2 separate regions of the Homo sapiens genome follow, and region 2 is linked to region 1. The links are chromatin contacts, found by Hi-C or POLR2A ChIA-PET in ENCODE. All regions are on one chromosome and are shown on one strand. The core of a region is the stretch at or near the end of the contact, and the rest is flanking DNA. Distances in the headings are between cores, read along the strand shown. Region 1 holds the start of EPB41L3 (erythrocyte membrane protein band 4.1 like 3). Region 2 has its middle 40 kb from the start of EPB41L3.

Evidence for each region. Hi-C counts contacts between places; a loop is a spot of excess contacts on that map. ChIA-PET counts read pairs that join two places held with the same protein, here RNA polymerase II (POLR2A). Pooled maps may share reads with other maps.
Region 2: a map of endothelial cell of umbilical vein shows a loop between it and region 1 (2.6-fold over the local background). The contact joins the enhancer-like site here to the promoter of EPB41L3 in region 1. A Hi-C loop is called at or near these places in 1 of 168 maps with a recorded cell type or tissue (endothelial cell of umbilical vein) and 2 of 50 pooled maps. POLR2A ChIA-PET finds 5 or more read pairs at or near these places in 1 of 52 experiments (MCF 10A).

Annotation. Positions count from the first base shown.
Region 1 is chr18:5,542,549-5,545,884 of GRCh38, forward strand. EPB41L3 (erythrocyte membrane protein band 4.1 like 3) reads right to left here and starts at 1,449. Exons shown (of 23, transcript NM_012307.5): 1 at 1,365-1,449. LOC107985145 (a long non-coding RNA gene) reads left to right here and starts at 281. Exons shown (of 4, transcript XR_007066440.1): 1 at 281-511; 2 at 1,746-1,829.
Region 2 is chr18:5,582,295-5,585,227 of GRCh38, forward strand. It overlaps a transcript of EPB41L3 not described here. Among named protein-coding and RNA genes, the nearest start is that of EPB41L3, 40 kb to the left of the region's middle. Within about 2 kb of position 1,282, at least 4 of the 41 ENCODE cell types and tissues checked have a DNase peak (open chromatin) inside an H3K27ac peak, as active enhancers do; they include endothelial cell of umbilical vein, where a contact is called at or near this core.

The DNA.
Region 1 (3,336 bases), core at 199-2,698:
AACAACTTAAACACGCAATGGAAGCACTGCATTAGCAGGACTGCCCGGCCCTCTCAGGACCTCCCAGCCCAACCTCCACAAGTAATTAACACCACATGTTTCCTTTATCATTCTATTTGTTCTGTTCCGCAACAATCTCTACCAACTTTAACCCTGGGCTGCAACTAACGGAAAAACCCTAGAAAACTTCAGATCCGTAATATAAAAAGAAAATTGAAAAGAATACTCTCATTGCAAGGGACCACAGTTACAATTTACTAGGTAACCACACCCACCGCATTGCAGAAGCCATGAACTTGGCGGGCGTGGGGGGGAAGGGGAAGAAGTCCGGCGAGATTAGAGGGGAAATCCGAAAAAGCAAGCCCCTGCGGCAGCAGCCAGGAAACACTCGCCAGGAACTGGCTGCGACCCCAACTCCAGCGGTCCGAAGCCCTAGCCTCCCCACCCCCACCGCGGCAGAGCCGCCTTCGCAGACACCTCCCGAGGAGAATCGCGGCCCCGAGGGCGCCAGGTGAGTCGCGCCGCCCCGAGCCCCCGGGCCACGGCAGGCCGACCCAGGCGCCCCCGGCCCGCCCGTGCTCCCGCGCCCGGGTGCCAGAGGCGAGGGGCCCCGGCAGGTGCCCAGGCCCAGGGCAACCCCGCTTGGACGCTCCCTCCTCCTCCCCCACCGGCCGGGGGCCGCTGCCCCAGTTTGGGGAACGAGGCAAGTTATATAAAAGCGGCCGGCCCCCCTGCCCAGCGGGGATGCTTTGTGCGGAGCGCACCTTATCGGCCCCGCGCTGCGCCCGCCCGCGCCTGCACCCGGGACGAGCCCGCTGCCGCCGCGCGCTGAGCGCAGGGCCCCTCCCGCGGCCCGCCAGCCGCCACCCGCCCGGGCGGCGCCGCAGTGTCGCCCCCTGTCCCCCGCACCTCCCCGGGGGAGGGGCCGGCCCGCGCTCGCCCCCAGCCCGAGGGGCAACTTAAAACATGGCGCCCCGGGCGGGGGATTTGTGCAAATTGGCGGAGAAGGGACGCGGGGACCGAGTCGCCCCTTCGGCCAGGGATCCCAGGGAGGCCCCCAGGCCGGAGGCCGGGGCTCAGGCTCTGCGCGCCGGCCCAGCCACTACTGCGCCGCGGCGGGCGGAGCGGGCGGGGGGCGCGGCGCGCAGGCTCGGCCCGGTGGGGGTCCCGGCGAGCGGGAGGGCGGTTGGGGACCCCGGCCGCGCCGGGCGCGGGGCTCGGGATTCGGGAGACCGCGCGGCGCCGAAGCCACGCGTCAGCCCCACTGTCCCGCGCGCCTCGCCCCAGGCCTCGGGCTCTTCCTCCGCACCTCGTAAAGCCGAGACCCCCTCGCAGTCCCCCACTCCGAGAGGCGGAAAAGTTACCTGGGATCAGCAGGGAGCCCGGGCGCGCCGCGGCGTGGGGACTAGGCTCGGGCGCGCGTCCTCGGCGGCGGTGCGCAGGAGACTCGGGCGTGGGGAGGAAGCCGCAGCCCAGGGCTGCTCGCCGCTGTTCCCCCCGCCCCCTGTTGCAGGAGACACCGAGGCTCCGCGGAGCTGCGGCGGGGGCCCACGCCCAGAGACCGTGCGAGGAAAGCCAACCTCGTCCTGCCTGCCCTCCCAGCCGCGGGGGAGGGGGCCACCGCAGTACTTCAGGACAGTTACATGGGCACAGCCTCCTCCGTCCTGGCGCAGGGTCAGGCTCCGCGGACGACGCCTGGAGACAGCTGCCAATGCCAATAGCTTTAGCCCTTTATTCCCACTTAGATGATGGCCTGGCCTCTCCAGACCCCTCTCCCCTCCCAGACATCCCCTGTGAGAAAGGAGGGAGAGGGTGTTCCTGACCTTCAGGTGAGTTATTTATTGGCTAGGGACTGCAGTATTTTTTTTTTCTTTTTGGAAAGAAAATAAAATCAAGTTGGTGGTGTCTTCAAGTCATGTTAATAGAGAAGATCTGAATTAATGCTTGATAAGAGAAGTCGCCCATTTTTCAGCAACTCAGCTACTCCGTCCTCTCCAGTATCTATAAAGCTTTCCACCGAAATTTACCTTGATTTTAAAGAGCGGAGGTGGCTCACTGACTTGTAAGTGAAAGAAGTAACTCCTGGTCATCTCACAATATCTTAAGATCTAACCGACTAACCAAGATATTTAAGAAATATTTTTATGGGCACAAAAAGAATAGAGTGAATAAGACATAGCATCTGATAGCACAACAGGGTGACTATAGTCAAAATAATTTGATTGTACATTTTAAAATAAAGTATAATTGAATTGTAACACCAATGATAATGCTTGAAGGATAGATTTCCTGTTTTCCATGATGTGATTATTACACATTGCATGCCTGTATCAAAACATCTCATGTACCCCATAAACATATATACATACTATGTACCCACAAAAATTGAAAATAAAATATTAAATTTTTTTAATTTTTAAAATAAATTGTATGTATATTTAAGGCATACAACATAAGATACATATATAGTAAAATGGTTATTATAGTGGAACACATTAGCATATCTATCAACTCACATAGTTATGCATTTCCCCCAACACCCCTCTACTTGTGGCAAGAGTAGCTATAATATACTCATTTAGCAAAATCCTGAATACAAGACACTTCTTAGCTCTAGTCCTCGTGTTGTACATCAGATCCCTTTCATGTTGTACGTTATTAATTTTTTTAAAATAGAGCCTTCTCCAAATCATCCGGTTGCCCCTCCAGGAGCTCAGGGACTCATTAAAAGAGGGAAAAAAATGGATTCACAAAAATATTGCATTTGCTACTGGGTGCCAAAGACAAGATACAGAACACGTGCCTCTGGGAAAGATTAGTGGGCCTGATCTGTCAGTGAGGCCCGGAGACGTGGGGAGACTTGGCGCAGGTTTCTAGAATAGGGAAGACTTTGGTAGGAAAGGAGGATGGTATTTGATTTCCTTGGCTGGAGTGGAAGGGTTTTTTCATGTTGAAGAGGGAGAAGGTTGGAAAATTATAGTTACTATGTTGCTATGGAGTTTATGGGACTATATTCTATAGATGTGTAGCTTTGGGAAATTTTGAGCAAGAAAGTGTGACTTAAGTAATGTTTTAAGAAAACTAATCTTATGGCTCTGCAAAGACTAGAACAGATGGGCAAATACCAGGTTGGTGTTCGGAGGAGACTATGGTATTAAGACAGTTACCAGAGGTAATGAGGGCCTGAATTGTCTTTCAGGTGACAGATAAAGGTGACAGTTCCAATAGTGGATGTTTGGGAATTAACTGCATTTCCTGTCAGAAAGTGTTGCGTATGAGTATTAGAGACATATATGCACATATCACATACGCACCTGTATGACTCTGTGTGTGTGT
Region 2 (2,933 bases), core at 32-2,531, 40 kb after region 1:
GAGAAGACAACGGAGCAGCTGGGCCTGCTTCACACAATCCTCATCTTAGAAGAAAACAGGTAAAGGAAAGAAGATGGGGTGGGGGGAGGACCAAGAACTTGGCAGCTGCCTCAAGGCTGCTTAGAGATCTGTGATTTAAATATTTATCTCCACAGAGAATTGAACCACATCTGGAGCCTACAATTTAATTTCTCCCAACGTTAAACAGATGTTTACTTTTTAAATGCTAAACAGTATATGTTTAAGGATATTCTAAAACTAATGTTTTCTAAATATTACAAATGAAACTTGGTATTTTTTACAAGGTCCATGATGATTTTAACACAGAGAACATGAGTGCTAGAAAGGACTCACGCAATGAGCTATTCTAGCTCCCACTTTGGAAAGGAAGAAACTGAGTCCCCTATGGCTAAGTGACTTATTGATTCTACACAAATTGTTTATGACTGAGCTATAAGTAGAATCTATGTGGTCATTTTCACTGTAAATATTTTAACCTCTCATAAAAATTTAAATATCCCATGGAATGACAGGGGCTGTCACATAGTGTCAGTGCAAACTTAAGAAGCTGGAGCGTCAGCAGAGGCAGTGAGGCATGCCCGGGAGTGGGGGCAGCCACTTTCAGGAGCCACTGCAGACATCACTTCACAGCAGGGGCTGGGGAAACAGCTACCATAGGGTGATGGAAGGGACCCTGCGGATGAATCAGCCCTCATCACTGTGGGGGAAAAGTTGGTGAAAAGAGGTGGGAGAACGTTGGAAAGATTCTGGAATTTCTGAGACGCAGCTGAAGAGATGAGTCAGGAAAATAATATGCTGTGACTATTTTTACTATACTATTTTAACTGTCAGGTAGGGTGGCTGAGACAGTCAGACAACTGTCATAGAACACAGTAACTGTCCCTACCGCCCGCCAGATACTAGGCAAGGTACTCAACAGATGGTAGTTTTCAAAACTTCACAAAGGCCTCGTGAAATAGGCATTCTGCTACTCACTGCATAGAGGAAGTCTGGAGAAGTTCAGTGACCCCATGGCTGAGTCCAAATTTTAATCCATGTCTACCTAATTCAAGAGCTCTTCCCTGTCCAGAAAGCCCACAGCCCCAGTCATGACTCTTTAACCGGAACCACAGTCTATACAGGTCATTAAGAGTAGCACAATTCAAAATCAACAGGCTTTGATTGTTTTCCTTCCTTTTTCTTTTCAGAACATTATCTGGATTCAACTGACTGCAAGGGGAAAAGTTTACTTCCAGAAAATTATGCCAGGAGCAACTTCTTATTTCCTCATTTCTAGCATGTACTTTTCTGCAAATACGTCAACATGTCTGAAATCAGGATGTGAAAATGATTCATATATTTAATGCAATAGTGTTTTTCCCCTTAAATGCTGTTATTAAATTGATGGGGTAATCATACAGCATCTTAAAATTGAAGAGCTATATTTTTTTTTCAGATGATAAATGCCTTTGAAACTTTCAAGTTAGCCATTTAAAGGGACGTGGGTCTAGAAAATAATTTTTTTTATTTGTTTTCGGAGTTTCACTCTTGTTGTCCAGGCTGGAGTGCAACGGCATGATCTCGGCTCACCGCAACCTCTGCCTCCCGGGTTCATGCGATTCTCCTGCCTCAGCCTCCCGAGTAGCTGGGATTACAGGCATGCGCCACCACACCAAGCTAATTTTGTATTTTTAGTAGAGACAGGGTTTCTCCATGTTGGTCAGGCTGGTCTCGAACCCTCAACCTCAGATGACCCGCCTGCCTCCCAAAGTGCTAGGATTACAGGTGTGAGCCTCTGTGCCTGGCCTAGAAAATAATTCTTAAATGCTTCTCCAACATGTTTCTGACCTGGGCTCCACCTTTGATGTATGGGTTCTCTACCCATAATGCCACTGGATATAAGAGCACAGCCAAGACAGCCAATAGCTGGGTCCTTTACCTCTGAGATTAAATCCCTAAGGATCAGCTAGGGCCTATGCTGCAGATCCAACATTCCTTGCATGGATTTGCTACAACAGAACGTAACCCGTCTGAAGCAAGTGTAATCTGGAAACATTCAATATGTGTGGTGAAAGTCATATTTTGTTGCTTTCATGGTTTCAGTTTAACATTAGCAGATCATCTAGTATTTATTAAGGAGACAGTAAGCTTTAACATAAATAGATGGGTCATTTCATAGTTTTATAAAGTTACTTAAGTTTTCCCAACCTTTTCCTCAACTGTAATGTGAATTTAGTGGTACCTACAGTATATAGGTGCTCTAAAGCTTGTTACCCATTGACAAAAATTATCCCCAAATTCTTTGTAGAATAAAATGAGGTATGAAGAAAAGACTAAACAAAAAGATAAAAGGATTGTGCCACGTAATAGATGTTCAATAAATGTTAGTTACCTTCTCTGAGTAAAATTGATGCTTCTTTTTATTGCAAAGGGAAGAATTTTACCACTATAATCAACAAATAACATGAAAATAACTTACAACCATCAATGGTGAGACATCCCAAAGTATCAAATTATTTCATCTGATTCAAAGTGAAAATCTGTAGCAAATTGAAACGAAAGGCATACAGCTTCAAAGAGAAGACTGTCTTAAATAAAAAAATGAATATACAGCATGAGACGATGACTCAGAAAATTGGATTGCAGGACTGTGTGACTCTTACTGTCTCAGTCAATGGTTGCCTTGTGTAGAGGAGGTACAGTTTCCCAAAAATTAACATAATGATCTTTTTAATCCCTTCAGGAATTGTCTGATACTTTTCAAGAAAGAAGACTCAGAAACTGAAATTTAAAAGAAAAAGGAAAATAAACATGCCTAGCTTCTGCAGTTGAAGTTTAGCTTTTGCTCTCTTTGAGTTCTTCCAATTTTTCTGATTGGAATCTGTGTTTCTAAGCTACAAGAAGTGGATGTTGAGTTTTAGCTGTGCTAAAAC